Linked DNA regions of Homo sapiens: region 1 is linked to region 2. Evidence: read pairs that join two places in POLR2A ChIA-PET (ENCODE). Cell type or tissue: endothelial cell of umbilical vein. All regions are shown on one strand. Links, peaks and the distances in the headings refer to the core of each region. The heading gives the core; the rest is flanking DNA. Region 1 overlaps NUMB (NUMB endocytic adaptor protein). Region 2 overlaps NUMB (NUMB endocytic adaptor protein).

Region 1 (16,783 bases), core at 4,675-9,674, 110 kb after region 2:
CTTATATGTTAAAAGGATCATTCTGGCTCCTGTGCTGAGAATCAGCTATAGATGAGCAAGGGTGATAACAAAGAGATAATTTAAGAGGCTTTTACAAAAATCCAGATGAAAGATGATGTGACTTATGTTAGGGAGATGGCAGAGGAAGTGGTAAGACAGGGTCAGATTCTGGATATATTTTGTAGGTAGAGCTGATATCATTTATTGATAGATTTGTAAAGTGTCACAAGAGAACGATAAGTTAACTTTTTTTTTTTCTTTGCTTGTTTTTTAAGAGACAGGATCTTCCTCTGTCACCCAGGCTGGAGTGCAATGGCACATTCATAGCTCATTGCTGCCTCAAAGTCCTGAGCTCAAGTGATCTTCTTGCCTCAGCCTCCTGACTAGTTGGGACTACATACAGATGCCTGGCTGATTTTTAATTTTTCTGTAGAGGTTGGGGGTGGGGGGGTCTCACTATGTTGTCCAAGCTGGTCTCAAACTCCTGGCCTCAAGCAATTCTCCCACCTCAGCTTCCCAAAGTGCTGGGATTACAGGTGTGAGCCACTGCACCTGAACTGTACCAATGTTTTTGATTTGAGCAATTGGAAGGGTGGAGTTCCCATATATTAATTTGGGGAAGACTGTTGATAGAAGAGTAGATTTGTGAATGGGGGATGAAATCAAGCATTCAGTTTTGATGCTGTTGTAAATGGTAAATTTTTAAATATAATTTTCTGCTTATTGCTGTTATAAAAATATTAACCACTTTGTATATTGAAATTAGATCTAGCAACCTTACTAAATGCAGTTATTATAGTATTTTATTTGAATCTTCTTTGTTTTCTCTACTAACACAATAATATAGTCTATGAATATTACAGTTGTATATCTTCCATTTGAATTTTTATAATTTCTTTTTCTTGCCTCATTGCACTGGGCAGAGCTTGTGGTACAGCACTGGGTAGAATTGGTGATAGCAAGTATTCTTGCCTCATTTTCAGTCTTATCACAGTTTCTCAAATTAAGCAAGTTCCCCTCTATTCTTAGTTAAGATGTAGATATAGATACATTTTTTTGAGACAAGAGTTGTGCTCTGTCACCCAGGCTAGAGTGCAGTGGCACTATCTTGGCTTACTGCAACCTCCATCTCCCAGGTTCAAGCAATTCTCATGCCTCAGCCTTCCCGAGTAGCTGGGATTACAGGCATGCACCACCACTCCCAGCTAATTTTGTATTTTTAGTAGAGATTGGGTTTTGCCTTGTTAGTCTCAAACTCCTGGCCTCAAGTGATCTGCCCACCTTGACCTCCCAAAGTGCTGGGATTACAGGTGTGAGGCACCATGCCTGGGCAATTAAGATATATTTTTAAAACTATGAATGAAAACTGAACTTTAGCAAAAGTTTTCGTGTACTTATTGAGATGATTATGATTTTTTTTTTTTAAAGACAGAGTCTTGCTTTTTTTGAGACAGGCAGGCACCACCACGCCCGGCTAATTTTGGTATATTTTGTAGAGATAGGGTTTCACCATGTTGGCCAGGCTGGTCTTGAACTCCTGGCCTCATGTGATCTGCCTGCCTCAGCCTCTCAAAGAGCTGGGATTACAGGCGCATGCCACCATGCCTAGCCGAGATGATTATGATTTTTATCTTAATTGTTAATTGGTTTATTCCACTGATTAGATTTTTTGAATAGTCAACCAACTTTACATTCCTGAAATAAACTCAGCTTAGTACTCATCATGATCAAGCTGAATTTATTGAGTATATTAAGGGATTCTGTTTGCTAATATTTTGTTCAGAAACTTCACATCTGTTTTTGAGACAGATTGGCCTGTAAAGTTTCCTTTCTTGTAATAATGCCCTTGTGAAATTTTGTATTAACAGAATTGAGGCTGGATTATAGTTTTGGCAAGGCTCTGTCTTCCTCTGATTTACTTCCATTCCTAGGCCATACTTTTCCAGTTGTTCCAGATGAAAGCCTGGGGTGTTCAGTGTAGCCCATTCCTCTGGTAGGTCCTGAAATCTAATCCTTCTCTGCTTAGCAAGATGAGAATGCCCAAAACTCATTTTGTTTAACATGTTCCTTTGTTTTCTTTACTTCTTTTGAATGGGTAGTTAGTTTTAGAGGCTTGGTTATATTTAATTCCCCAGAAGGCACGCAATAGCTGATTATCATTCTCTCGTGATGAAAATAGCAGTAGTTCTTTCATGATCTTTGCCTGGGTTTATTCATTAAGGGTTGCAAAATAACTGTACTCCAATTCTGTCATCTTCTCTTTGTTTTAAAGAAGAATAATGATAAGTTAATATATGTAATAACAGTAAACTGTAAACCATGACTTAAATAGGAGAGTTGCAGGTAAGCTTTAACAGAGAGGTTGTATGAGGTAGTTGAAAGAAGATAGATCTAGAAATCAAAAGAGCAGAGTTCTGTTCCTGGCTCTGTTAATTTACTAAGTTATATGACCTTGTATAACTCACTTTTTGGACACCTTATGTCACGTTTGAAAAGTAAAGTTTTGGGATCTCACATTTTTTTCAGTTCTAAACTTACATGATTAAACACATCTGCTTAGGTCATACAGTCTATTCAGATGGAATTGTAGTCCAAATTTATAGTTAAAGAATAGCCCATTTTAATTTAACTATTCCTCTTTGGTTAAAGACTCAAAACAAGTTTTGCTACTGTATTGTGCGCATCTGCATACTATGTTTGCTATATAGCATAGGCTATGTATGTATGTGTTAAGATGCTGTAAAGCTCCTTATAACTTGATGAATATTATGTCACTTTTGTTAATGTTGGGAACTGCTGACTATAGAGTCTCTCACATCAGAGGTCTGCATTTCTTGTGATGGATAAATCACGAAAGCAGGGGGAGGGAATCTATTTTTTAAATAATTTTTTCAAGAAAGGGAAAAATGACTTAATTCATCTAAGAATGAAATTCCACATACTAGTTTTTCTAAAGTACATTTTTGTGAATAAAAGTTTCTTACTCAGAAGGAGTTTGGAAAAGGCATACAAACAAAAGAAGTCCCAGTGTCAAATATTTTAGCCATTAAGCATAAATCAGCTGCAATTCTTCAGCGAGATAGTGTCTCAGAGAAGAAAAGGGATCTCTTTAATAATGTTTATTTCAGTGGGCATGTTTTTCTCATAGTCTAATAAGACACAAAGCTTATTTCTATTTCCACGTTTCTATAATAGTTCATAAATGAAATAATTTTGTTCCCTTCTACCAAGTCTTCCTTTTTTTTTTTTTTTTTTTTTGTCTTTTTGGCTGGCATAAATAGCTATATGTGACCAATTGAACTGATTAAGCTAAGTGATAGAATGATGCCCATTGGAAATACTTTGAAACCTGTATCCATTCCTCAGATCCTACAGGTAACTCAGAGATCATAAAGCTCTACTTTCTCATTTTATTATTAATATAAAATGAAAACATTGAGGGATTGAGTTGAAGGTAGTAGTAGAAATGAGCCTTAATATGGAAAATGAAAGAAAGCACAGGTATATAATACTACAGATAAGAAAGTGGGGAGACCCAACCACAGAACCCAAAGAAATTAAGATATGTGAATACTTGGAGTATATGCTAATACCTTTTTTTTTTTTTTTTTGAGACAGAGTTTTGCTCTTGTCGCCCAGGCTGGAGTGCAGTGGCGCAATTTCAGCTTACTGCAACCTCCGCCTCCCAGGTTCAAGCTATTCTCCTGCCTTAGCTTCCCGAGTAGCTGAGATTACAGGCGCCCACCACCACTCCTGGCTAATTTTTTTGTGTTTTTAGTAGAGACGGAGTTTTTCACCATGTTGGCCAGGTTGGTCTCGAACTCCTGACTTCAGGTGATCCACCTTGGCCTCCCAAAGTGCTGGGATTACAGTTGTGAGCCACCGCACCCAGCCTATGCTAATACATTTAAAATTTTAGATTAGCTGTAAATATTCTAGGAAACTATACATTACTAGTTAACTAAGGCAGGAAAAGAAAAGTCGAATAGGCCCCAAACCTTAAAAAAATAGAGCTGTTAAAAACAAAACCAAAAACTGTCTCTTTATCTAAAAGGAACTAATATAGATGGTTTCATAGGTCAGTTCTGTCAAACACTCAAAGAGTAATTCCTGTGCTATTTAACTATACCAGAGTATATAGGAAAATAATGGACAGTTTTCAGATACTTTTATAGCATTAACAAAATCCTGCTACAACAACTTAATAAAGATAGTGCAAAAAAAGAAAACAATAGAGCAGTTCTGCTGATGAATATACATGAAAAAGTATCGCAGATGAGCAGTCTGGGTAAAAGAAAAGAACAAATAGGCACAAAAATAGCAACAAATGGGATCTAAAAGTAAATACTAAAGCGGTGGCTCACACCTGTAATCCTAGCACTTTGGGAGGCTGAGGCAGGAGAATCGCCTGAACCTGGGAGGTGGAGGTTGCAGTGAGCCGAGATTGTGCCATTATACTCCAGCCTGGGAAACAAGAACGAAACTCCATCTCGAAAAAAAAACACACACACACAAAAAACCCCCAAAAATTAGCCTGGTATGGTGGCAGATGCCTGTGGTCCCAGCTACTTGGGAGGCTGAGGCAGGAGAATTGCCTGATCCCGGGAGGTGGAGGTTGCAGTGAGCTGAGATCGCGCCACTGCACTCCAGCCTGGGCAACAGAGCAAGACTCCATCTCAAAAAAAAAAAAGGATCAACAATCTAAAACCATACAATTCTTCAAAGGAAGCATAGGCTAGTCTTAACAACTTTGGATCTGGCAGTGGATTCTTAAATAAGACATTAAAAGCATGAGCAACAAAAGAAAAAATAGATACATTGGATTTCATCAAAATTAGGAACTACTGTGCATCAAAGAATATTATCAAGAAAGTGAAAAGAAGCTATAGAATGGGAGAAAATGTTTGGAAATTATATGTCTGATAAGGATCTAGTGTCCAGAATATATAAAGAACCTTTATATCTCAACAAAAAATACAACCTAATTTTTAAATGGGCAAAGGACTTGAATAGAAATTTCTCCAAAGAAGGCCAGGCACAGTGGCTCATGCCTGTAATCCCAGCACTTTTGGAGGCTGAGTCAGCAGGATCGCTTGAGCCCAGGAGTTCGAGATCAGCCTGGGCAACAAAGTGAGACCTTGTCTCAAATTTAAAAAATAAAAAAAAAGAAATTTACCTAAAGAAGATATACAGCTAGCCAACAAACACTTGAAAGGATACTCAACATCATTATCAGCGAAATGCAAATCAAAGCCACAAAGATACCACTTCACACTCGCTTGGTTGGCTATAATTTGAAACAAAACAGAAAACAACAAGTGTTGGCAAGGATGTAGAGAAATTGGAGCTCTCATACATTGCTGGTGGGAATGTAAAGTGGTTCAGCTTCTGTGAAAAGCAGATTGGTGGTACTTCAAAAAGCTAAGTATAGAATTACCATATGACCCAGCAATTCACTGCTAGTTATATACCCCCAAAGAATTGAAAACAGGTACTTCAAGAAAAATACATGTTTATAGCACTACTATTCACCACAGTCCAAATGTCCATTGATGGTAGTATGAATAAACAAAATTGTGGTACATACATACAATGGAATGTCACTCAGGTATGAAAAGCATTGAAATACATGTATGCTATGGTGTGGATGAACCTGGAAAACAGTATGCTAGGTAAAATAAGCCAGACATGAAAGGCCATATATTGTATGCTTCCCTGTATGTGAAATATCCAGGATAGGTAAATCCATAAAGACAGAATGCAGATTGGTAGTTGCCGGGGGCTGTGGGGAGGGGCAGTGGAGACAACTGCTTAATGTTGTTTTATTTTAGAATCGGGGGGTTGAATACATTTTTAAACAAATAAACAATATTTTTCTCTGGATAGCTGAGTTTTCAGTGAAGACACATCTCTCCTGTTAATAGAAATTAAAAGGGAATTGAAAGCAAGGCAGGAATGATGACAGCTGATGGAGCAGCCTAGGAGAGAAAGAATTTATGAGGCTGGGCGTGGTGGCTCACCCTGTAATCCCAGCACTTTGGGAGACCCAGGTGGATGGATCATCTGATCATCTGAGGTCAGGAGTTCGAGACCAGCCTGGCCAACATGGTGAAACTCTATCTCTACTAAAAATACAAAAATTAGCTGGGTGTGGTGGCGTACGCCTGTAATCCCAGCTTCTCGGGAGGCTGAGGCACAGGAATTGCTTGAACTCAGGAGGTGGAGGTTGCAGTGAGCTGAGATCATGCCACTGAACTCCAGCCAGGGCAACAGAGTGAGACTGTCTCAAAAAAAAGAAAAAAAAAAGAAAAAAGAATTTATTAGCTAAAGTCTTTGGTGTCACCATCCATTTTGAAGGCACTGGACTTACACAAAGCAGATAATTAGAACTGAGAACCCAGCATAGAACTGGAACCTCCTGTGGGCTTTACAATCCATGAAATAGAGAACTAGAAGAAAAAGCAGAAAGAGAAGCTTGCCTGGACTCAAATGGAAAAAAAGGAGCCTCCTAGAAAAAATTGAAATCCTAGGTTTGGACTTCATAAGTCATAACCCTGCATGGTATAAGAATCCCCATATTAATGTAAAATAGGTCTTAGGATAGTAATACGGCTGGGGTACTGTATTAGTTTGTTCTCATGCTGCTATGAAGAAATACCCAAGACTGGGTAATTTATAAAGAAAAGAGGTTTAATTGACTCAGAGTTCCTCATGGCTGGGGAGGCCTCAGGAAACTTGCAATCGTGGCAGAAGGCACCTCTTCACAAGGTGGCAGGAGAGAGAATGAGAGCCAGCAAGGGAAATGCTAGACGCTTATAAAACCATAAGATCTCATGAGACTAGCTGATTATCCCAAGAACAGCATGAGGGAAACAGCCCCCATGATCCAATTACTTCCACCTTGTCGTGCCCTTGATGCATGGGGATTATTGCAATTCAAGGTGAGATTTGGGTGGGAACACAGAGCTAAACCATATCAGGTATCTTTTAGAAGAAAAAAAATTTTTTTTTTTGAGACGGAGTCTTGCTCTGTTGCCCAGGCTGGAGTGCAGTGGCACGATCTCAGCTCACTGCAAGCTCCGCCTCCCTGGTTCATGCCATTCTCCTGCCTCAGCCTCCCGAGTAGCTGGGACTACAGGTGCCCACCACCACCACGCCCGGCTAATTTTTTGTATTTTTAGGAGAGATGGGGTTTCACCGTGTTAGCCAGGATGGTCTTGATCTCCTGACATCGTGATCCTCCCACCTCGGCCTCCCAGAGTGCTGGGACTACAGGCCTGAGCCATGGCACCCAGTCTAGAAGCAAATTTCATAATCCAGAATGCATGAAATTCCTCCCAAAAAGTTTAGCATCAGTAAAGATGACCTTATAACTTTTTAAATGTTATAAATCTTATGTAGGAATGATTAGCAGATATAATAAAGGATTATACAATAAGAGACAACAAGAGAATTAGCACTTTAAGACCTTGAGATAATAGACCATAGAAGAGACTATGAAATATATGCGTGGAAAATCATTAGGACTTCAGGCTCTCCAGCCTTTGGACTCTGGGACTTGTACCAGCAGCACCCCCAGGTTCTCAGGCCTTCAGCCTCCGAGAGTTGTATTGTCAGCTTCCTTGGTTCTAAGGCTTTTGGACTTGAACTGAACCACACTATTGGTATCCCTGGGTTTCCAGCTTGCAGACAGCCTGTCATAGGACTTCTTATCCTCCATAATTGCATGGCCAATTCCTGTAGTAAATATTCATTCATTCATCTATCCATCTGACCATCCATCCATCCATCCTATTGGTTCTGTCTCTCTGGAAAACCCTAACAGTAGACAAGACTGAACACGTGGGATACTATACTAAATCTGTACTTAAAAAGCGAAGACATATATAGTATTTGCTATGTGTGGGGCATGGTTCTAAGTACTTTGTAGGTATTAAGTCATTTAATCCTCAAACTGCCAGTGGTTACTGCTGTATTCTCATTTTAGAAGATGAGGAAATTGAGACACAGACAAGTAATACACAGACAAGTCGTGTAATTTGCCCAAGACCATGAAGCCAGAAAGCTGCAAATCAAGGATTTGATCCCTAACCATTTTTTGCTTCTACTTAATTGGCAAATAATTGAGAGCAACAAAATTTCTGATCAGGGAAATGTGACTATGAAAAAAATATATATATGGAACTGATTGAAAGTCAAGTGAAGAGGAAGAACTGGAAAATACTTTAAGGCCAGGCATGGTGGCTGAAGCCTGTAATCTCAGCACTTTGGGAGGCCAAGGCAGGCAGAATGCTTGAGCTCAGGAGTTTGAGACCAGCCCGGGCAACACAGCAAAACCCCATCTCTACAAAAAAAATACAAAAATTAACTGGGTGTTGTGGTGTGTGCCTGTAGTCCCAGCTCTTTGGGGGCTGAGGTGGGAGGATTGCTTGAGCCTAAGGCTGCAGTTAACTATGTTTGGACCACTGCACTCCAGCCTGGGTGACAAAGCAAGATCCTGTCTCAAAAGAAAAGAAAATACTTTGAAGTGTTTGCCCCTGCTGTTGAGACCTGAGGTATTAGTAAAAGAAATAAGCAGGTAAATACAAACATCAGAGGTACAGGAGGTGCAGTTTTCAACAAGCTAAGCTCTGAAGGCCACCAAAGAAATCAGATAACAGTTAAAATTTTATTGAGCACTTACTGATTACCAGACACTGCGCTGGGTGCTTCAAATATATAAACTCTTTTTAATTCTTGAAACAACACTACTGAGTCACAAGATAAGTATCCTTCCCAAGGTCAAGTAACAAGTGCAGTGAGCTGAGAGTCAAAACTTGGTACTGGAGTTCAAGAGAGGAATAAGGATCAGTGTTTAATTTGTGTATTAAGGGTGAAAGCTATGGGAAGTTCAAAGAGAGTAGTCAGAAACTCCTAAAATCCTACTTTTGCTCAAAGTCTAAAATATACTGAGTGTTTACTGTTAGGTACATACTAAACACTTTGCGTATACACTCAGCCCTCCGCATCCATAGAGTCAACCAACTGCAAATTAATGTTTAAGGGCAAGAGAAGATGGGTGTCCCAGCTGTGAGAGAGAAAAAGAGAGAGAGAAGAGGACTGAGAAGGGAGAAGCTCAAGCTGAAATTTCAGATGAATTCATTCATGCAATAAATATGTATTTAGCACTACTATATATGACACACACTAGTGGTTACCATACCTGAATGAATACAACACGTACAAGTTTCCTACCATTGTGGCACTTACAATCTAAATCAAAAAACCTCTGAGAACTTGAGCTAGGCAAAGATTGCTTAGCTATAATACCAAAAACAGTATATTAAAAAAAATTAACCTCATCGAGATGAAAACTTCTGCTTTGCTAAAGACACTGTTAAGAGAATGAAAAATTGGCCAGACATGGGGCTCATGCCTGTAATCCCAGCACTTTGGGAGGCCGAGGCGGGTGGATCACCTGAGGTCGGGAGTTCCAGATCAGCCTGACCAACATGGAGAAACCCCATCTCTATTAAAAATACAAAATTAGCCGGGTGTGGTGGCACATGCCTGTAATCCCAGCTACTCAGGAGGATGAGGCAGAAGAATTGCTTGAACCTGGGAGGCGGAGGTTGTAGTGAGCTGAGATCACGCCATTGCACACCCCAGCCTGGGCGACAGAACGAGACTCCGTCTCAGAACAAAAATGAATGAAAAGTAAAGGCAGAGACTAGGAAAAAACATTTGCAAAACATGTCTACAAAAGGCTTGAACCCAGAGTGTATTATTAACTCTCTAAACCCAACAGGAAAGAAACATAATTTTTTAAGAATAGACAAATTTAAACAGATACTTCATCAAATAAGATGTGGATACAAATAAAAAGAAAAAAAAGATGTGGATAAGTAGATGCCAAGAACTATCAGTCATTAGGGATATTATGCAAATTAAAATGGCAAGAGATACCACTATGTACCTATTAGAATGGCTTAAAAAAGAGACGATACCAATTGCTGAGCAACTGGAACTCATACATTGCAGGTGGGAAGGTAAAATTGTGATGACATTTTGGGAAAGAGTATCTTATAAAGTCAGACATTCAATTACCATATGACCAAATTTCTTATATGAAAACCTATAAAGGAATAGTATGGCTTTATTTATTATCACCAAAACCGGAAATAACCAAGATATACTTCAACTGGTGATTGGATAAACATAGTGATATATGCATATGATGAAATACTACTCTGTGGTAAAAGAGAACATACTGTATGATTCCATTTATATGACTTTTTTTTTTTTTTGAGATGGAGTCTTGCTCTGTCTCCCAGGCTGGAGTGCACTGATGCCACCTTGGCTCACCGCAACCTCTGCCTCTTGGGTTCAGGCAATTCTCGTGCCTCAGCCTCCTGAGTAGCTGGGACTACAGGAGCCTGCCACCACACCCAGCCACTTTTTGTATTTTTAGTAGAGATGGGGTTTCACCATATTGGCCAGGCTGGTCTCAAACTCCTGACCTCAAGTGATCCACTTGCCTCCACCTCCCAAAGTGCTGGGATTACAGGCGTGAGCCACCACGCCCAGCCAATATGATAATTCTTTAAAAGGCAAAATTATAGGAATAGAAAACAGATCAGTAGTTGCAGAGGCTGGGGACTGGGTGTGGTGGGGGAGGGCAGGCGGAGGAGTTGATTACAAATGGGCATCATGAGGGAATTTTTGAGAGTGATCAGACTTGATTGTGGTGGTAGTTACACAGCTGTATACATTTGTCAAATCTCATAGACCTCTAAACCAAAAAGAGTGAATTTTACTGTATGTTTTTTAAAAATGAGTAAATCTATGTCCTACAGGACCATGTATATGAGCTAGAGTCATCTCTAAGAACCAGTCTTACTCAGAAATTGCAGATACTAGATTTTTAACTATTTTTTTAGTTTTGCTCAATAATGATGTACTTTTACAGCACCATATTCCAAAATGTCATTAAGCCTCCTAGTCCGCCTCATATTAATAATTCTCAAGTCCAGGTGCAGTGGCTCACACCTGTAATCCCAGCACTTTGGGAGGCCGAGGCAGGCAGATCACGAGGTCAAGAGATCGAGACCAGCCTGGCCAGTATGGTGAAATCCCATCTCTACTAAAAATACAAAAATTAGCTGGGTGTGGTGGCACACGCCTGTAGTCCCAGCTACTCAGGAGGCTGAGGCAGGAGAATCGCTTGAACCCGGGAGGCAGAGATTGCAGTGAGCTGAGATTGCACCACTGTACTCCAGTCTGGCGACAGAGTGAGGCTGTGTCTCAAAAAAATAATAATAATTCTCTTCCAAGTGGAAATTCTGTAACTTGAGAGGAAATGAGAAAGTATGAATAATGATGAACTTATTTTAGATGTTTTCACTGAGTCTTCAGAGAGGCTCACTTGTAATTGACAGTTTCAGCCCTGCCAGAGGAAGAATTTGCCAGGGAAAGGACTCTTATTTTTAAAAATTGTAGGAAAAAATGTGGAAAGAACCTGTTTTTTTTTTAAATTTCCTTATAATAGGAATGAAAAATCAGGAAAAGTTTTCTTGAATTGTGGTAAAGTCAAGTGTGAGAACTTTGGACTTTGAAGTCATGAATGTAAACCATATTCTTCCCTGACTAGCTGTGTGTATGACTTTGGGAAAGTTTTTCAGCACTCCTGAACCTCATTTCCTTTCCTCAGTTTTAAAATCAAGTGATCAAACATACCTTTCTGAGTAGTTATTAGGTTAGACAAAATATATAAAGCATCCAGCACAGTTTCTGGCACACAGTAGGTAATCAGTAAATGTTAATTCCTTTTTAATGAACATTTCCTATGCCAGTCAGTCCAGTTAGGTCTCAGGCTACAAGTTCTTACTCACTTTCTGTGGGATGTGGTTCCAATATCAGTTCAGTTTTCTTTTTCTTTTTTTTTTCTTTTTTTTGAGACAAAGTTTCTCTCTTGTTGCCCAAGCTGGAGTACAATGGGGTGATCTCGGCTTACTGCAATCTCTGCCTGCCAGGTTCAAGCAATTCTCCTGCCTCAGCCTCCCGAGGAGCTGGAATTACAGGCGCCTGCCACCATGCCTGGCTAATTTTTGTATTTTTAGTAGAGACGGGGTTTCGCCATGTTGGCCAAGCTGGTCTCAAACTCCTGACCTCAAGTGATCCACCCACCTCGGCCTCCCAAAGTGCTGGGATTACAGGCGTGACCCACCGCGACCGGCCATCAGTTTAGTTTTCAAAGCCTCTGCAATGCTATTCTGATCTGCGGTGCTATTCTGATCTATTCTGTGTGTATGTCACCTAGGGGTCAGTTTGGGAACCAGGAGGTGGTCTGTATATTAGTTCAGCTGTCAAAGTCCTGAGTATGCTAATTAGAATCAGATTCTTACCTGTGCAGCTGCAGGGTGAGCCTAGGAATTCACAAACAAATTCATGGTCTTTCTCAAGCTCCTCCCTTCCTGTGCCTTCTTTGGTACTTTCTGGTTCCCTGGAGCTCCCCTTTCTTGACCTCTAGCCAGAAACCTAGGGCTCTGGTTGGCCTGCACTACCATGAAGTCCCACAATTTCACTTGTATCTAGGATCAAATGGCAGGAGATCAGAGAGAAAGGAAAAAAGCAAAAGGGGGATTGGCCCCATCTTCCTGGAATCACCATTCTACCAAACAGAGAGGCAGTTCCCCCTGCCTTAGAGGTGTGGCTCTTGCAGGGGTTTCTTTTGTTGCTACCTCTGCTGCTATCACACCATCACAGGATTTCCTGGTGGCTGAGATGTAAGAGAACCAATAAAAGAGAGGGGGACTCCTGTACTCTCTCTGAGCTTTAGGAGTTCCATTTCCTGGTCCTCAAACCAGAGCTAGAGAGATTTTCCCAGACATCTTTCTGTATCACAGCACTCGCTTTTGGATTTCTGGCTAGAAGTTCAGGCTTGTCAACCTAAAAGGAAGAAGCTGAGGCAAAATTAATGTAAGTAGAAGGTTTATTTGGGCCAAGGTTGAGTATTGCAACCCAGAAGCATAGATTGAAGTTGCCCTGGATGTATACTTCAGTTAGCAGTTACAGGTGGATTTTTGTTTTTTATTTTAAAAAGTTTTCTTCATTTCATTTTGGTTTTTAGAGACAGGGTCTCTCTCTATCACCCAGGCTGGTGTGCTGTGGTGTGATCATAGCTCACTGCGGCCTTGGACTCCTGGGCTTAAGCAATCCTTCTGCCTCAGCCTCCTGAATAGTTAGTACTACAGGTGTGTGCTAATTTTTTTATTTTTGTAGAGACAGGGTCTCACTATGTTGTCCAGGCTGGTCTTGAACTCCAGGCCTCAGATGATCTTCTTACCTTGGCTTCCCAAAGTGCTGGGATTACAGGCTTGAGCCACCATACCCAGCAAGCAAGTGGAGTTTTAAAAGCAAAAGAAGGGGACAGGGAGTGGGCTGATAAAAAGTTGTGTGTCAGGAATTCTCATTGGTTTACAGAAATAACATTGACTAGTGATTGGCTATACATTGTTAAGCAATAGGTAGGGTGTGGGTTATAGTGTCTGGTGTGACATTATTAGGTTTATTTCTAGCTACTTGTGGCAGTAGCAAGCATTTTCAGGAGAGGGATACATGGGTCAAAGTGGGTAGTAGAGCGTGATTGCAGTCTCATCTTAATGTCTCTATTGGCCTGATAATTAAAAGGACTTGCATTCCTCAGATGAAAGTTATTTTCTCAGTCTGGAGGTACCAAAGAGAGAAAGGGGAGGTAAATTCCTTGCCATTTCCATAGTACTTTGAATTCTGGTATTCTACTCTGATTCATCTTCTGTTTACTTTTCAGAAAGCTTAAGTACCTATTCTGTGAATTCTGTTCAGGTTTTAAGGTTTCAGTCAGTGGGAAGGACAGGGTGTAGTGTGTCTACTCCGTATTACCTGCAACCAGACCTTGAATCATATTACTACCTTGAAAAAAAAAAAAACTTTGTTAGTTCTCCATTGTCTCTAGGGTTAAGTGCCATTTTAGCACCTCAATTCCCCAGGTGCATGTATTTCATATTCAAGCCAAACAAGACTATTTGTTGATGCTGGGGAGAAGAGAACTTTCCCTCTACCCTTTGAACATTCAGTATTTGAGTATGTGAGATAAACTGACAGTAGATAGATTAGCAGGGAAAAAAAAAGGCAAAATTTATTATGTGTTTGTACATAAGAGTCTCACAAAATATCAAACTTGAAGGCCAGATGATTGACATTTTTATGGCATCCTGAGCTACAGAAAGGAATAGGGACTTGAGGGGAGGTGGTGACAACCTATGGGACTATGAGGGGAGGAAATGCACGGTGAGCAAAGCTTGCCTTGTTATGCAGATAAAAAGTCTCTCCTATAATACAAGTTGTCTGGAGCAGCCCTCAGAAGAATAGGTGATAGCCTGTGACAGAGTCTGGGGTGTTGACCGTTAGTCTCTTCTTCTGTGATACAGTTAATCTACCCCAGTTGATAAGATTCCCAGGGAGGGCATAAATAACAATTGAGCTCCTTTTTGAAGGATCTATCTTTGGGCAGATAAGAGAGCTTCAGAGAAAGCCCCTCCTGCTCTTCAGGGGAGAAGGAGGAGTTAGAGTCAGGAGGTCAAGAGAAGGTCAGACCTTGGTTCTTTTTTAGTTCAAAGCATTCAGCACCATACTTTGGGGTAACGTGTTCTGAGTCCCAGCACTGATACATAGTTATCCTATTCCACACCTATAACTTTATGTATTTCTCTCAGCCTGAAATAGTCTTTCAACCTTTCAATTTTTGCCTCTTCAAATTTTATGTATCTTTTCAAGCTCAGATGTAATACCTTCATAAAATTTGTTTTGGTGATCTGCCATGCTCTTATATGCTCCCCATAAAAGGAATGTGTGATTTCTTCAGTCTTTGAAAAACTGTCATTTTTGTTTGTGCTTTTTAAAAGATATGTATATATACTTTGTCTTAGGATTACTTTTATGTGTAGAGACATAGTAACTGTGTCTAGCGCAGGCTATTATGCTTCAGATCCAGTAGATTCAGGTAATGTTTAGTGCCTACTGTGTACTTCTTCACTTACTCACCTGTAACACCTTTTTGAAATAATTATTCTAAATCTTATTCCTATGAGGACACTGAGAATATGTAAAGTTACATTATCTGAACTCTTTTTCACTGGCTGTGTATTTCTTGAGTGTAGGAATTTCAATACAGGTTGTGTGTCTCTTATCCAACATGCTTGACACCCAGAAGTGTTTCAGATTTCAAATTTTTTCAGATTTGGAATGTTCAACCTGTATTCAATTTTCACCTAATGCTTACTGTATAGTAGCTACTTGGTAAACATAGCAATAGCCCTAACTTTTCCTTCTTTCTACAGTACCTTGGCCATGTAGAAGTTGATGAATCAAGAGGAATGCACATCTGTGAAGATGCTGTAAAAAGATTGAAAGCTGTATGTATTTGATGGTTGCCAGTGTTGATCTATATGCTATCAATATTTTCTTAAAAGATTTTGCTCAGTACATTTTAGTGACCCAGTAAAAACTGTGTTTCTGTTAAAAAGATGTGGGCTTGCTAATAAGGAGCATCTCAGCCAAGCGCGGTGGCTCACTCCTGTAATCCTAGCACTTTGGGAGGCTGAGGCAGGAGGATTACATGAGGCCAGGAGTTTGAGACCAGCCTGGGCAACATTTCAAGACCCTGTCTCTATTAATTTCAAAAATTTTTTCTTAAATAATAAAATAATAATTAAAAAATTTAAAAGCATCTCATGTTGCCCATCCAGAGGTATAAATTATTAGATGAGCCGTTTAAATTTAGGCCAGATATTATCCTAAAGGTACTTTTGATTTATAACCCATATGAAACAAATGTTGTGAAATCTGATAGAAGAATAGTATTCTAAGACTAGGATTAAACTGTTACAGTTAACATCTTACCCTAACTGTGATAACTGGGCTATAAATTAGGGGTTTTAAATATACTGTAAAAAATAGCTTCCTGGGGAAAACTAGAGGATAGAGGTCTGTGTTGATGCCTGGTGAGGTTTCCTTTTTGGAGACTTCTTACTATTACCTTGACTCCTACTCCCCAATTTTCTTCTCTATACACCTCTAACATAAACAGTCTATTTCTACTGCCTTTTACATAAACTTTAGCACACTTGAAGTAGAGAGCCCTTTCCCAGGATAACGTTTCCTCTGCCTGTTATGCGATAGAACACATCCCAGGCACATGCCTGTGTATTCAGTGAAAGGAAAGAACGAGTTCGGAATTCATAAAGATTCAAAGTGTTAATTTCAGATTTTCCATAGGTTTGAGGAATGTTCCATAGATCTGATAGCCCTTTTCACAACCCTCCTTCTCTCTAATATGTGGCCTTTCCCCACTTTGCTGTGAAAGCTTTAAGCATTACTTCTGCATGCTCTGGTCCCAACAGCATTAAATACATGTTGCTTTGGGTTTGCTGGTATGGTGGGCTGCCACAAGTTTGACTACTAATGTGTGCTTTTTTCCCTCAATTTGCTTAGTAATCAGAACTTTTGTGCTTCTCGGCATAGTCTATATTACTTCTTATCTATAATTCCTGAATATAAAATATATAAAATTTAGAGAAAAAGCAACCAAGTCAGAGAGGTAGATTTAATTTTGGGATAAATACCTGAATCTGTCATAGAAGGGAAAAGAGAAAAGTAATTGGCTATAATATACAAAGAACTAAAAAATTTTAAAAAAAGATACAGACATACCTACACATATATACATACATAGATACCTATACATACTCTTTATCTCAGATTTTGA
Region 2 (16,783 bases), core at 7,654-12,653:
TCAAAAAACAAACACCAAAACATTACATATATTTTAAACATTTACTACTTCAGTTTGTTTTTGTGGTTGGTTTATTTTGGTGTATTAGACTGAAACATGGGGTAAATGAAGCTAATATTTTGTTGTGTGGTCACAGGCTGTTTATCTATCATATTATAGTCAGCCCTTATCTGTGTATTCTGCATCCTTGGATTCAACCAGCAGTTGATAGAAAATATTTGGAAAGAAAACCCAATAAAAAATAAAACAATACAAATAATACGAATAAATACAGTATAAGTATTTACATAGCTTTTACATTGTATTAGGTATTATATTAATAAGTAATCTAGAGATTATATAACATATATGGGAGAATGTGTGCAGGTTATATGCAAATACAGGTATCAGTGGGGGATTGATTCCAGGACCCCAATATACCAAAATCCATAGATGCACAGGTCACTTATATAAGATGGTGTAGTATTTACATATAACCTGCACACATTCTCCCGTATACTTTGAATTATTTCTCTAGATTAATTATAATACTTAATATTAGGTTGGTGCAAAAGTAATTACAGCTTTTGCCATTAAAAGTAATAGCAAAAACACAATTACTTTTACACCAACCTAATATGATATAAATGTTATGTACATAGTTATACTGTATTGTTTAGGGTATAATGACAAGAAAGAAAAGTAGGTACATGTTCATTACAACCATCCATTTTTTTTTCCGAATATATTTGATGCAAGATTGGTTGAATCCTCCTGTGTGGGACCCATGGATACAGAGGACCGACTGTACTATGCCATTATACATAAGGAACTGGGATATCTGCAGATTTTGGTATCCATGGGGTCCTGGATCGAGTCCCCCTCAGATACCAAGATGTGACTGTACCTGGTCCTCTTCCAAATACATGTGAGTTTTTGACAACAGTGGAAACCATTAATCCTACTACTAGAAAAAAACAATTGAGCATTATATTATTTACTGATTTTGTTATTAAAATCATTGCTTTTATTGAATTATTTTATTTACTGATATTGTTAATGATTTTAAATTAGTTCTAAATGCCAGTTAGAACCAGCTTATTTTTCCCTGGAGTTAATATATTTATCTTCGCAATTCAAGTAGAAATAGTTTTTATTTCAGAATTTAAGCCCTGTATCTTCCTTAGATAAGGATTTGGTCAAATGAAAGAAAAATCTGTATTTGTAGAAAGCTGTTAAAATCTGGCCTGGTGTGGTGGCTCATGCCTTTAATCCCAGCACTTTGGGAGCCAAGGAGGGAGAATTGCTGGAGCCTAGGGTTTTGATAAAAGCCTGGGCAACGTAGCAAGACCCTATCTCTATTATAAATTAAAAAAAATAAAGCTGTTAAAAGCTATATTATTTATTGTCTCTGATGAAAGGTGTACAATTTCCATCACATTCATGATGTAATAGACTTCAAATCTCATCAGTGAACATAATTTTGAATTATTATTTTAAAGAGTTGATTCATTCTTGTTTTTGAAAATTATCTAGCATTGGTGGTATGAAGGAAAGATATTTCCTGTAGTAGCCAAGTAAGTCTTCCTTAACTCTTGCAAGGAAAGCAGTCCCAAATACTATATTGAAAATATTAGAGGCCAGATGCGGTGGCTCATGCCTGTAATCCCAGCAGTTTGGGAGGCCGAGGCAGGCGAATCACTTGAGCTCAGAGTTCGAGACCAGCCTGGCCAACGTGGTAAAACCCAGTCTTTACTAAAAATACAAAAAAGTAGCTGGGTGTGGTGGTGCATGCCTGTTGTCCCAGCTACTAGGGAGGCTGAGGTGGGAGAATCGCTTGAACCCGAGGGTTGGGGGTAGGGTAGGGGGCATTGTAGTGAGCCATGATTGTGCCACTGCACTCCAGCCTGGGTGACAGAGTCAGCCTCCATCTCAAAAAAAAAAAAAAATCGGCAAGAAAATGAACTGCAAATGTCCATTTACATGACTGGTCATTTATAAAAATGTTAACATGTTACATCAAATGTTGTTCTTTATTTTTTCTTTTCTTTTTTTTTTTGTAGAGATGAGGTCATTCTATGTTGCGCAGGTTTGTTTGTTTTTTTTTCCTTTTTAGTGATCCTCCTGCCTCAGTCTCCCAAAGTGCTGGGATTATAAGTGTCAGACACTGTGCTCAGCCTATTGTTCATTTCTTAGTATCTTTCTGTAATACTCTAGACTAATTTTATATATATTTATTTATTTTTTGAGATGGAGTCTTGCACTGTCGCCTGGGCTGGAGCGCAATGGCGTGATCTCGGCTCATGGCAACCTCCACCTCTTGGGTTCAAGTGACTCTTCTGCCTCAGCCGCCTGAGTAGCTGGGATTACAGGCACCTGCCACCACGCCCAGCTAATTTTTTGTATTTTTAGTAGAGACGGGGTTTCACTATGTTGGCCAGTCTGGTCTCGAACTCCTGACCTCGTGATCTGCCCACCTTAGCCTCCCAAAGTGCTGAGATTACAGGCGTGAGCCACTGCACCCGGCCTATGCTGGTTTTTTTTTTTTTGAGATGGAGTCTCGCTCTGTTGCCAGGCTGGAGTGCGGTGGCACAATCTCGGCTCACTGCAACCTCCGCCTCCCGGGTTCAAGCGATTCCCTTGCCTCGGCCTCCCCGAGTAGCTGGGACTACAGGGTGCGCCACCACGCCCAGCTAATTTTTTGTATTTTAGTAGAGACTGGGTTTCACTATGTTGGCCAGGTTAGTCTCAATCTTCTGACCTCATGATCTGCCCATCTCGGCCTCCCAAAGTGCTGGGATTACAGGCGTGAGCCACTGCGCCCGGCCTTATTTTTATTTTTAAAAAAGTTATTTAAAAATAGAACTGGGGTCTCACTATGTTGCCCAGGCTGTTCTCCAACTCCTGGGCTCAAGTGATCCTTCTGCCTCAGCCTCCCAAAGTTAATTTTATGTTTATTTATTAATTTTTTTTTTTTAAGATATGAGGTCTTGTTATGCTGCCGAGGCTAGTCTTGAGCTGCTAGCCTCAAGTGATTCTCCTGCTTTGGCCTCCCAAAATGCTCTAGACTAGTTTTAGAAACCATACAGTTTGGCATTTTGTCATGTTAAGGATTTTTTTTTTTTTTTTTGAGACAAAGTCGCACTCTGTCGCCCAGGCTGGAGTGCAGTGGCACTATCTTGGCTCACTGCAACCTCTGCCTCCCGAGTTCAAGTGATTCTCCTCCTCAGCCTCCTGAGTAGCTGGGATTACAGGGTGTGCCACCACGCCTGGCTAATTTTTGTATTTTTTAGTAGAGACGGGGTTTCACCATATTGGCCAGGCTGGTCTCGAACTCCTGACCTTGTGATCTACCCGCCTTGGCCTCCCAAAGTGCTGGGATTACAGGCGTGAGCCACCGCGCCCAGTTTAGGATTTTTTTTTAAAGTTATTTTGCAAGTCTGGTGATGGTGGCTAATGCCTGTAATCCCAGCATTCTGGAAGGCTGAGGCAGAAGGATCACTTGAGGTCAGAAGTTTGAGACCAGCCTGGCCAACACAGTGAAACTTCATCTCTACTAAAAATACAAAAATTAGCCGGGTGTGGTGGGGAGTGCTTATAGTCCCAGCTACTCGGGAGGCTGAGGTAGGAGAATCACTTGAACCTGGGAGGTGGAGGTTGCAGTAGGCTGAGATCGTGCCACTGGACTCGAGCCTGGGCGACAGAGCAGGACTCCATCTCAAAAAAAAAAAAAAAGAAAAAGTTATTTTGCAATATTAAATTTCATTTCTTCATAAGTTGTTAATTTTTTGCAGTCAGGACTTTTATCTTTTTTGTTATTCTCTGATTTACATAAATGTACTGATGAATGATGGAACCCCTCCCCCACATTGGGGGCTGAGTTTATGACGTGAACTAATAGGAGGTGGTATGGTAAAATGAACTCCAATTGCCTGAATTCACCTTCAGCTCTGCTTTCTTAGGCAAGTTAACTCTTTTTGCTGGTTTTCTTATCTTCAAAATAAATGGCTTTGAAGGTTATATGAGATAATCCATGTAAAGTTAAACAATTTAACATACTGTTTAGTTCATAGTAAATGCCCAGTAAATGTTAGCTACATTTACTGTTGCAAGGACCCAGCATTTTTACCGAAGCAGGTGGGAGGTAAAAAACTTTCTCTGTGTTATTTGTGTGGACTGGAAAAGAGTCTTGTATATTAAATTGTACTATGAAATTTAAACTTCATTTAGACATGAAAAGGAATCTTGAATTCTTTTTGACTTTGTCACATTTTCAGTCTAGTCCATCTCTGGAAAAACGTGAATCTTTATTTTATCCAGCTATAAATCAGCTGTAAGTTTTTTTTTTTTTTTTTTTTTTTTTTTTTTTTTTTTTTTTTTGAGACAGGGTCTCACTTTGTCACTCAGGCTGCAGTACAGTGGCACCATCATAGCTAACTGCAGCCTTAAACTCCTGGGACTCAGGCAGTCCTCTTGCCTCAGCCTCCTGGGTAGTTGGGATTACAGGTACATGCCATCATGTCCACCTAATTTTTAACTTTTTTTGTAGTGTTGGGATCTCCTGTGTTGCCTAGGCTAGTAAATTCTTAAATATCTGCACCCACGTTAGTAGTGTTACAGCTAATCTCTAAATTCTTTTGAATTATGAAATATAGCTAGGGAACCTATTAGATAAATTTTCATTAGGCTTGACCTCTTTTATTTAAGATAATATTTAAGTACTGTATTGAATCTCCTTGGCATTGGGTATCTTTATCAGTGGTTCTCAATTTGTTCCCTGCAAGTCTCTCGTTTGGGGAGGATGTTTTCTGCAGGTATCTAGAGTTCTTAAATCCATATATTCATCAAATATTGCCTACTTTCTTTTTTTTTTTTTTTTGAGACGGAGTGTCACTCTGTTGCCAGGCTGGAGTGCAGTGGCGTGATCTCGGCTCACTGCAACCTCCGCCTCCTGGGTTCAAGCAATTCTCCTGCCTCAACCTCCTGAGTACCTGGGACTACAGGCGCACGCCACCACGCCTGGCTAATTTTTGTATTTTCAGTAGAGATGGGTTTCACCATGTTGGCCAGGAAAGTCTCGATCTCTTGACCTTGTGATCTAGAGAAAAATTGTAGACTAAAGCAATATGTTCTAAACATATGTATGTATGTATATATAGTTTCATTCTTCAAATAAATATTGAGATGAGTTTTAAACATCTTTATTTTAAAGGCTTGCCTCAATTCAGGGTAGCTTTGGTTGTGTTTTGATTATTTTCTCCATCAATGGATGCTGAAAATTCAGCTATTACCATGTGAGGATCAGTTAAATATTTTGACTTTTTTTTTTTTTTTTTGAGATGGAGTCTTGCTCTGTTACCTAGGCTGGAGTGCAGTGGCACGATCTGGGCTCACTGCAACTTCCGCCTCCCGGGTTCAAGCAATTCTCCTGCCTCAGCCTCCCGAGTAGCTGGGACCACAGGTGCATGCCACCACACCTGGCTAATTTTTTGTATTTTTAGTAGAGACCAGGTTTCACCGTGTTAGCCAGGGTGGTCTCGATCTCCTGATGTCGTGATCCACCAGCCTTGGCCTCCCAAAGTGTTGGGTTTACAGGCATCCGCCACTGTGCCCAGCCAATATTTTGACCTTTAAAAAGGTTTGTCATATTTAAAAGCTCTCGGCCCGGGCAAGGTGGTGCGTGCCTGTAATCCCAGCCACTCAGGAGGCTGAGGCAGGAGAATCACTTGAACCCGGGAAGTGGTGGTTGCAGTGAGCCGAGATTGCGCCACTGCACTCCTGCGTGGGGGGACAGAGTGAGACTTTGTCTCAAAAATAAATAAATACTTTGGGAGGTGGAGGAGGGCAGATTGCTTGAGCTCAGGAGTTCGAGAGGGCAACACAGTGAAACCCTGTCTCTACTAAAATACAAAAGAAATTAGCTGGGCTTGGTGGTGGGCGTCTGTAATCCCAGCCACTCGGGAGGCTGTGGCTGGAGAATTGCTTGAACCCGGTAGGTAGTGGTTGCAGTGAGCTGAGATCACGCTACTGCACTCCAGCCTGGGAGACAGAGCAAGACTCCAGCTCAATGAATGAATGAATCAATCATCAATCGATCAATCCTCTCAGCCTGTTTTTTCTACTTTTTTTTTTTTTTTTTGAGATGGAGTTTTGCTCTTGTTGCCTAGGCTGGCGTGCAATGGCATGGTCTCGGCTCACTGCAACCTCTGCCTCCCAGGTTCAAGCAATTTTCCTGCCTCAGCCTCCTGATTAGCTGGGATTACAGGCGTGCGCCACCACGCCTGGCTAATTTTGTAATTTTAGTAGAGATGGGGTTTCACCATGTTGGCCAGGCTGGTCTGGAACTCCTGACCTCAAGTGATCCACCCGCCTCAGCCTCCCAAAGTGCTGGGATTACAGGCGTGAGCCACTGTACCCATCCTTTTTCTACTTTTTTCTTACCCAAACATACCATTTTCAGAAAGGCTAGTATAGTTCTCTTCCCCCACCATGGCATGTGCATTTTAAAAATAGCTTTATTCAGGTACAATTGATGTACGGTGAAACTGCACGTATTTAAGGTAAACAGGGCTGGGTGCAGTGGCTCAAACCAGTATTCCCAGCACAGTGCTTTGGGAGGCCAAGGAAGGCAGATTGCTTGAGCTTGGGAGTTTGATATCAGTCTGGTCATCATGGTGAAACTCCATCTCTACAAAAATGCAAAAATTAGCCAGTCATGGAGGCATGTGCTTGTAGTCCCAGCTACTCAGGAGGCTGAGGCAGGAGGATCACTTGAGCCGAGGAGGTAGAGGTTGCAGTGAGCTGAGATTGCACCACTACACTCCAGATGGGACGACAGAGCCAGACCCTGTCTCAAAAAAAGAAAAAAAAGTAAATGGTGTAATGAGTTTTTACATATGTATACACTACAGCTAAGGTAAGGAACATACTGATCACTCCAAAAGTTTTCTACCTTTTGTAATACATCTCTCCCTTTCTATTCCCGCAGGCAACTCCTAATCTGCTGTCTGTCATTATGGATTAGTTTGCAATTTCTAGAATTTTATATAAATAGCATCATGTAGTATATACATATATTTTTTTGTCTGACTTCTTTCATTCTGCCTAATTAATTTGAGATTTTCCATGTTATTTGTGTATCAATATTTCATTACCTTTTATTGTTGAGTAGTATTCCATAATATGGATATATTGCAATTTAAAAAATTTCTTCTGCTGATAGACATTGGATTATTTCTAGTTTTTGGCTATTCAAATAGAGCCAATATGAACATTCACATAAAAGTTTTTGTGTGGACATGTGTTTTCATTTCTTTTTTCCTTTTAAAACAATTTAAACAATTTATTATTATTATTATTTTTGAGATGGGATCTTGCTCTGTAGCCCAGTCCAGAGTGCAGTGGTGCAATCATTGCTTACTGCAGTTTTAACCTCCCAGGATCAAGAGATGGTCCCACCTCAGCCTCTGAGTAGCTAGGACCATAGGCATGCACCACCACTCCTGCCCGTTTTTTTTTTTTCTTTCTTTTTTCTTTTTTTTTTCTTACAGAGACAGGGTCTCTCACTATGTTTCCCAGGCTGGTCTTGAACCCCTGGGCTCAAGCTATTCTCCTGCCTCGGCCTCCCAAAGTGCTGGGACTACAAGTGTGAGCTACTGTGCCGGGTCTCTTTTCATTGTTTTTGTGTATATGCCCATAAGTAGTGGAATTGCTAGGTTATATGGTAACTCTTTTGAGGTTTTCTAAAGCAGCTACACCATTTTACATTCTCACCAGCAGTGAGAATGAGAATTCCAGTTTTTCTGCATTGTCGCCAACAATTGTTATTACCTCTTTTATTTTATTTTTTTTATTGTTGTTTTGAGACAGAATTTTGGTCTGTCACCCAAGCTGGAGTGTAGTGGGCATGATAGCTCACTGCAGCCTCAAACTCCTGGCTCAAACTATCCTTCCACCTCAGCCTCCCTAGTAGCTAGGACTGCACCACCATGCCCAGCTAATTTTTATTTTTTAAATTTTTTGGTAGAGATGGGGTCTTGCTATGTTGCCCAGGATGGTCTGGAACTCCTGGCCTCAAGCGTTTCTTTCTCCTCGCCTCCCAAAGTGTTGGGATTACAGGTGTGAGTCACAGCTCAGGCTGATCTCTGCTTTTTGAGTAGAGCTATTCTAGTGAGTATAAAGTAGAATTTTTTTTTCTTTGAGATGGAGTCTTGCTCTGTTGCCCAGGCTGGAGTGTGTGGCGTGATCTTGGCTCACCACAACCTCTCCCTCCTGGGTTCAAGCTATTCTCCTGCCTCAGCCTCTCAGCTGAGGCGTGCACTACCATGCCAGGCTAATTTTCGTATCTTTAGTAGAGACGGGGTTTCACTGTGTTGGCCAGGTTGGACTCGAATTCCTGATCTCATGATCTGCCTGCCTTGGCCTCCCAAAGTACTGGGATTACAGTGAGCCACTGTGCCTGGCCTAAAGTAGAAATTAATTGTGGTTTTGATTTGCATTTCCCTGATGGCTAGTGATGTTGAGAATCTTCTCATATGCTTATTGGCCATTTGTCTATCTTCTTGGAAGAAGTGTCTTTTTATATGCTTGCCGATTTTTTAAAAGCTGGTTTGTCTTTTTATTATTGAGTTGTAATATATGTTTTCTTTATATATTCTGGATATAAGTTCCTTGTCAGACATAATGATTTACAAGTATTTTCTCCCATTTTGTGAGCTGTCTTTTCACTTTCTTGATGTTCTTTGAAGCACAAAAGTTTTTTCATTTTAATAAAGTCCAGCTTTTTTTTTTTTTCTTTTTTAGACACAGGGATCTCCCTGTGTTGTCCAGCCTGGCCTCAAACTCCTGGCCCATGACCCAGGAGCCACCACGCTGGCTCAAGTCCTTTTTTTTTTTTTTTTTTTTTTTGAGACGGAGTCTCGCTCTGTCACCCAGGCTGGAGTGCAGTGGCGCGATCTCAGCTCACTGCAACCTCCACCTCCCGGTTTCATACTATTCTGCCTCAGCCTCTCGAGTAGCTGGGATTATAGGCACCTGCCACCACACCCGGCTAATTTTTTGTATTTTTAGTAGAGATGGGGTTTCGATGGTCTCGATCTCCTGACCTCGTGATCCGCCCGCCTCAGCCTCCCAAAGTGCTGGGATTACAGGTGTGAGTCACCTCCCCTGGCCGATTTGTTTTTTTTGTTGCTTGTGCTTTTGATACAATATCTAAGAACTATTGCCCAATCCAAGGTTGTGAATATTTATACCTATGTTTTCTTGTAAGAGTTTTAGTTTATTTTTTCTTAATTTTGTTCACTCCATGTCAGTGTCTTCTAAGAGTTTTATAGAGTTGGCTCTTACATTTAAGTCTGTGATCCATTTTGCAGTAATTTTTGTGTACAGTGTGGGGGAAGGGGCTCAACAATTCTTCTGTTGAGATATATGGATATCTATAGATATATGGATGTGTATATATATATGGATATCTATAGATATATGGATGTATATATATATGGATATCCATATATATATATGGATATCCATATATATATATGGATATCTAGTTGTCCCAGCAGCATTAGTTGAGACCATTACTTTTTGTTTATTGGTTTGTTACAAAGTTTAATAAAATTTTCTGCTTTATCACTAATTTTTCCAATAGCAATTTGTTGGCCTTTTGGTCTAGAGTGGCAGTTGGGGTCATTGTATGAGGGAAGCAGTTTAGAGTTGCAAGAATAGGTTATAAATGAATCCACTGATTTAAATATACAGGTTGTATATAATTTCATCCTTATGTTAACCTTATACTTGAACGGTAAATGAAGTTCAGCTGCTATTTCTCTGCCTACTGGGCATCCTTGTGTCATTAGTTATTTGGAAGCTTCCAGTGCTAAGCCATTAAATAGAAATCAGGGTCAGGTCCTTAAACATGTGACTTAAAGGAAGAAAAGATTCATACCTGTTCCTTTCTCTTTCTCTCTCCTTTCTCCTCTTTAATTCACCTATCCTAGCACCCTTTTTATCTTAAGAAGACTCTTCTTTTGTATTATTACACATAGCCTTTTTCTGAAGGAAGATCACATGTAAAGGTTTTATTTTTTAAATTGAAAATTCAAGGAAATGTTCTGTAGTGATGATTAAAAACATAGAAGTGTTGTAAAGATTGTATTAACCTTGATAAATTTAAATCCATAATTAATATAGTTAATATTAAAGTCTCCCATGTAATCCTAACTGAAGGTTAGAAATGGCATATTTTCCTTTTAATTTTCAAAATAACAAAAATATAATTATTTTACAATTTGTAAGGTTTGCTTAGCATTTTGAAAGAAACTTACTGTTTTTAGAATGTTTAACTCTAAATTGGGTCTTTTTCCCCCTGTTTTTAATAGTCATTAATTATTCACTTTTAGAGATCTTAAGAGCAAAGGGAAAAGCATACATTTTTTTACAGAGTGTTCGAGTTTTATGTGTCTCATCTCTATTTGTAGAGTTGTGCTTCTTTAGAGGCTGGTACTTTGCCAAGTAAAAACTAATTTCCTAGGAAATCAGGTTGCTGGCTTGACTTCTGGCAGTCTCTTTCCCTTCTTTTGTTGCTTTGTAAAAGAGCTGAGCTCAGTTCTGTGGAAAATCACTAAATCATCTAATTATTTTCCCCAGTTTGGATTAAACATGGTTGGTATATATTTGCATTGAACTGAGTTCTGTAACTTTTTCTTGATTATAGATTTGTTAAGATACCGTGAAGGACTTTGACTTCATTTGATAAGTTGCGTATTCATATCTGAAATAATGCTAATGGTTTTTTCCTTTAATGAATGTTCTTATTCTTTTAGTCTTTTTGTTCTCCCCTCCACTAGACCTACTTAGTGAGGGATATCACTTGTGTTCTTATAATGAAACCCAGACACTTGTGAAATATAATCATAGTTTCTATGATGTTGGCCCCTAATTCATTTTAAAAAATTACATTAACATTTATTGTCTGTTTCTGTTTTTTCTTCGTGCATATTTTACTATATAGATAATTTTGGAGGCTGCTTTTTAAACAACATCATATAATATGTGTTTATTATTTTTATTACAATTATTTGAAAACTTTTTTTTTTTTTTTTTTTTTGAGGCAGAGTCTTGCTGTCTTGCCCAGGCTGGAGTGCAGTGTCGCAATCTCGGCTCACTGTAATCTCTGCCTCCCGGGGTCAAGCGATTCCCGTGCCTTGGCCTCCCATGTAGCTGGGATTACAGATGTGCGTCAGCACACCTGGCTAATTTTTGTATTTTTAGTAGAGACGGGGTTTCGCCATTTTAGCCAGGCTGGTCTTGAACTCCTAACCCCAAGTGATCCACCTGCCTCGGCCTCCCAAAGTGCTGGGATTAAAGGTATGAGCCATTGCTTCCAGCCAGAAAACATTTTAAAACAGCTGAAGAATATTCCACTAATGGATATATTATTTATAGAACCAATTTATATTGTGTTCACACTTAGAGCGTTTATTAATTTCTGATTATTATAAAACACAATGAATATTGCTAAATATGACTTTCAGTATTTCTGTATTCTCAAAATAGATTATTGTAAGTGGAATTATCAAGTCAAAGTGTATTAACATTTCTAGAGCTCTCAGGAGAGCAAAACATTGCACAGTTGCTTTCTAGAATGGCTGTACAAGTTTACATTTCCATTAACAGTGTATGAGATTGAGATATACAGCTTTGCCAGCATGTTATTATTTTAAAATATTTGCAAATTTGATAGGAAATAGTAACTGGTTTCTGAAATTTGTATTTATTTGGTCACTAGTGGGACATTTAAAATATGATCATTAACATTTCCTTTAAGTGAAGTTGCTTATTCCTGTTCTTGGTCCATTTTTCTTTTGGGTGATCCCTGATCCTTATGTGGAATCTAGGGATGAATAATATTCAGAACTGTGACTTAATCTGTACAAATGATCTGTAGAAAGTTGTTGTTTCATGTCCCCGCCAAGTTCTTTTGCCCTCCCTCTCCCTAGCTACTTTCTGCTTTTAAATGTGTTCTTGGATTTCATGTAAATGGAATCATTCCATATGCATTTTTAAAATGAACATCACTACTTTTGCTTAATACTTTTGAGATTCATCCATGTTATTGTGTTAATCAGTAATACATTCTTTTTTATTGCTGAGTAGTAGTCCTTTTTTGTTTCTTACATCTGTTGTTTTACTGAGGAAACCATAATCAATAGAAAATTGCAAGCTGTAAGCCAGTTTGTTGATTACAGTATTCAGTTTACCTCAGATCCAGGTTGTATCTCCCTATGGCATTGTTTCCATCACAGTAGTCATTTTAAGCCAGTCTCTTCTTACATGAGTAATTTCTGGAGAGAACACTTCAGTTAGATGAATATGGACTGAGCACGATTAAGAGAAAAATAGGCCAGGCGTGATGGCTTATGCCTGTAATCCCAGCACTTTGGGAGGCTGGATTGCCTGAGCTCAGCAGTTCCAGGCCAGCCTGGGCAACATGGCAAAACCTCATCTCTATAAAATATACAAAAATTAGCCAGGCATGGTGGTGTGTGCCTGTAGGCCCAGCTACTCGGGAGGCTGAGGTGGGAGGATCACTTGAGCCCAGGAGGTTGAGGCTGCTGTGAGTTGTGATCGTGCCACTGCACTCCAGCCTGGGCAACAGCAAGACCCTGTCTCAACAAAAAAAAAAAAAAAAAAAAAGAGAGAGAAAAAATATATAGGTACAAATATATTTAAGAGTTTCTTTTTTTTTCTTTATTTTTTTGAGATGGAGTCTTGCTCTGTCACCAGGCTGGAGTGCAGTGATACGATCTCAGTTTACTGCAACCTCCGCCTCCTGGGTTCAAGCGATTCTCCTGCCTCAGCCTCCCGAGTAGCTGGGATTACAGGCAGGCACCACCACGCCCAGCTAATTTTTGTATTTTTAGTAGAGACAGGGTTTCACCATGTTAGCCAGGATGGTCTTGATCTCTTGACCTCGTGATCCGCCCGCCTCAGCCTCCGAAAGTGCTGGGATTACAGGTGTGAGCCACCGCGCCCGGCCAAGAGTTTCTATAAGAGTGTCATTTAATAAAACCCTGTGACTTATTTGCTTCTGAAAGGTACCAATTTAAAAATCCTTCAAAGCTGGGCACGGTGGCTCACGCTTGTAATCTCAACACTTTGGGAGCCCAAGGTGGGCGGATCATGAGATTAGGAGTTCAAGACGAGCCTGGCCAACATGGTGAAACCGTGTCTTTACTAAAAATACAAAAATTAGCCAGACATGGTGGCATGCACCTGTAATCCCAGCTAAAACTCAGGAGGCTGAGGCAGGAGAATCCCTTGAACCCAGGGGGCAGAGGTTGCAGTGAGCCGAGATCACGCTACTGTGGTCCATCCTGGGCGACAGAGTGGGACTCCGTCAACAAAAACAAAACAAAACAAAAATCCTTCAAAAGTTTCTATTGTGATAAGAAAACCCAAGTGAGTTACTAAACAAAAAGTAAGGTTATTTTCAGAATCAAAATGATCTTCAACTAGAGACTGTTTAAAATGTACTTTAAAATGAGACAGAATTTGAAGAAACTAAAAATAAGGCTAAAAATAGGCATCCTCATTGTATAGTAAATTCTACATCATTATTGTAGACAACAGATAATTTCTAAGTGACACAATATGTCATTTTATGAATATACTACACTTTGTTTTTCCATTCTTCTATTGATATTTGTGTCATTTTCTTTTTTTTTTTTTTGAAACAGAGTCTTGCTCTATTGCTCAGGCTAGAGTGCAGTGGTGCGATCTTGGCTCACTGCAACCTCCACCTTTTCAATTCAAGCAATTCTCTCACATCAGCCTCCCAAGTAGTTGGATTATAGGCGTGCACTACCATGCCCTGCTAATTTTTGTGTTTTTAGTAGAGATGGGGTTTCACCATGTTGGTCAGGCTAGTCTCGAACTCCTGACCTCAAGTGATCTGCCCACCTCAGCCTCCCAAAGTGCTGGGATTACAGGCGTGAGCCACTGAGCCCAGATCATTTTTAGTTTTTGGTTATTATAATGAGAAGGCTGCTATAAACACTGCTTTGCAAGTATTGTTGTGAACATTTCATTTCTCTTGGGTGAATGCCTAGCAGAATTGTTGTGTCACAGGGCACATGTGTGTTTAACTTTATAAGAAATTGCCGGCTGGGTGCAGTGGCTCATGCCTGTAATCCCAGCACATTGGGAGGCTGAGGCGGGCAGATCACGAGGTCAGGAGATCGAGACCATCCTGGCGAACACGGTTAAACCCCGTCTGTACTCAAAATACAAAAAAATTAGCTGGGCGTGGTGGCGGGCGCCTGTAGTCCCAGCTACTCAGGAGGCTGAGGCAGGAGAATGGCGTGAACCTGGGAGGTGGAGCTTGTAGTGAGTCGAGATCGCGCCACTGCACTCCAGCCTGGGTGACAGAGTGAGACTCTGTCTCAAAAAAAAAAAAAAAAAAAAGTAATTGCCAAATGGTTCTCCAAAGAGAACCATGGAATGGTTATACCGTTTTAATACTTCATCAGCAGTTTATAAGTTCAGTTGCTCCACATCCTTGCCACTACCTGAGTTGTTAGTCCCTTTGATTTTAGTCATTCTAGTGAGTATAAAGTGGCATTTTAGAGTAGTTGTAACTTGTGTTTTCCAGATGATTAAATATATTGCACACTTACTTTTTTTTGGTGAATATCTTTGACAAAGGCAAATTTGCAGATTGATAGTAAATATCTTAGTAAAAGATTGTGTGTTTTATTACTACTTATGGATCCAGATTTATTCTCATTTGTAAGAGCAGAGATGGGAGATGGATTTATAATTAAAAATAAAATGAAATAATTATTCCAAATAGAAGATTTCTCAGAACTTTCATATAGTGATAATTCATGTTGATTTTTTGGAGTAAATATTTGCTATTGGTTAATATTGGTGGGAACTTTGATAAGTTGAATGATTCAAAAGAAAGACTTCAGGCTGTGTTTTGTAGAGAGCTATGGTTTTTTCATTTTTTTTTTCTATTACAAAATTTAAAAATAAAGATGAAGTCTCGCTATGTTGTCTAGGCTGGTCTCGAACTCCTCACCTCAAGCAGTTCTCCCACCTCATCCTCCCAGAGTGCTGGGATTACAGGTGTGAGCCACTGCACCCAGCCTAGAGGTACTTTCTGAATTTGATTCACTGATTGAATCACTGATTCAAGAATGTTAAAATAGTGTGATCTGGTTAGGAAACTATTCTATATTTGGGCCACTTGTGAGAACTGATAGCCTAGTAAAGTATCGGATAATAATGATAATATTAGTACTAGCAGCAGCCAATGCTACATTCCAAGAAGCGTTCTAAGTGCTTTACATGCACTAACTAATTTAATCCTCATGATAACTCCTGTGAGGGCAGCTACTATTATAATCTTTATGTTACTGGTAGGGAATCTGAGATAGAGAAGGTAAGTGATTTGCCCAATATCATAGAGTAAGTGGTAGAACTGGGATTCAAACCTAGATAGTTTGGCTCCAGAGCTCATACTCTTAACTTTCAGTGCTAAATGGATTAAATTAAATGTAGTCAGTTTTACTTTGTTGTTGAGCATATCATTGTGCAGTAGTAGTGGCCCAAGTTTAAATTGGGATTTCTTTTTTTTTGAGACAGAGTCTCCCTATGTCACCCAGGCTGGAGTGCAGTGGCACGATCTTGGCTCACTGTGACCTCCGCCTCCCAGGTTCTAAGCGATTCTCCTGCCTCAGCCTCTGGAGTAGCTAGGATTACAGGCGTGCACCACCACACCTGGCTAATTTTGTATTTTTAGTAGAGACGGGGTTTCACCATGTTGATTGGCTAGGATGGTCTCAAACTTCTGACCTCAGGTGATCCATCGGCCTCGGCCTCCCAAAGTGCTGGGATTGCAGGCATGGGCCACCGCGCCTGGCCTAAATCGGGATTTCTAAGTTTGCAAATAGGCTATCAGTTTCTTTCTCTTTACTACCTATACTCCTGTCATATATTTCAGGGGTGATTTATCAAAGGAGATTTTTATCTGAATTAACAGACCGTGGACAAACTTAGTAACCTTAAATTGCTTTTCTAGAGAAGATAAGTCACTTCTCTCTGTACTTTAATTGAGTCTTAGAATACGAGCAACTACTTTCTGACAGTTTTCAGCACTGTTTAACTGGTCTTTGTGAGACTCTGAAAATGTAACGTTTAAAATTAACATTCCCTGGAAACAAACTGAGTGAAAAAGGAAGTTGATGAAAATTGTTGGACCTAATAATTGGGCCTACTATAGCACTACTACTTTAAAAAAATTTTTTTTTGAGATGGAGTCTGGCTCTGTCACCCAGGCCAGAGTTCAGTGGCGTGATCTTGGCTCACTGCAACCTCCGTCTCCCGGGTTCAAGCGATTCTCCTGCTTCAGCCTCCCAAGTAGCTGGGACTACAGGCATGCACCACCATGCCCAGCTAATTTTTGTATTTTCAGTAGAGACGGGGTTTTGCCATGTTGGCCAGACTGGTCTTGAACTCCTGACCTCAAGTGATCTGCCTGCCTTGGCCTCCCAAAGTGCTGGCTTGCTGCAATCTTGGCTCACTGCAACCTCTGCCTCCCAGGTTCAAGCAATTCTCCTGTCTCAGCCTCCCGAGTAGCTGGGACTACAGGCGTGTGCCATCATGCCCTGCTAATTTTTTTGTATTTTTAGTAGAGATGGGGTTTCGCCATGTTGGCCGGGCTGGTCTTGAACTCCTGACCTCAGGTGATCCTCCTGCCTCAGCCTCCCAAAGTGCTGGGATTACAGGCGTGAACCACCAT

What was found. ChIA-PET counts read pairs that join two places held together with the same protein. Peaks named below come from ENCODE experiments on the same cell type or tissue, not always from the same donor. Only the 100,000 strongest peaks of a DNase experiment are listed, where the experiment ranks them.
Region 1: POLR2A ChIA-PET joins it to region 2 with 5 read pairs; 9 of 35 experiments call an interaction of 5 or more read pairs at or near these places.

The regions. Positions count from the first base shown.
Region 1 is chr14:73,321,778-73,338,560 of GRCh38, reverse strand. NUMB (NUMB endocytic adaptor protein) reads left to right here. Exons shown (of 13, transcript NM_001005743.2): 5 at 15,357-15,431. Among named protein-coding and RNA genes, the nearest start is that of PAPLN-AS1, 84 kb to the right of the region's middle. In endothelial cell of umbilical vein, for the core only: no CTCF peak of the experiment used is centred there; no DNase peak of the experiment used is centred there.
Region 2 is chr14:73,432,931-73,449,713 of GRCh38, reverse strand. All of the region lies in intron 1 of NUMB (NUMB endocytic adaptor protein), which reads left to right. Among named protein-coding and RNA genes, the nearest start is that of NUMB, 17 kb to the left of the region's middle. In endothelial cell of umbilical vein, for the core only: no CTCF peak of the experiment used is centred there; a DNase peak (open chromatin) is centred at 10,533.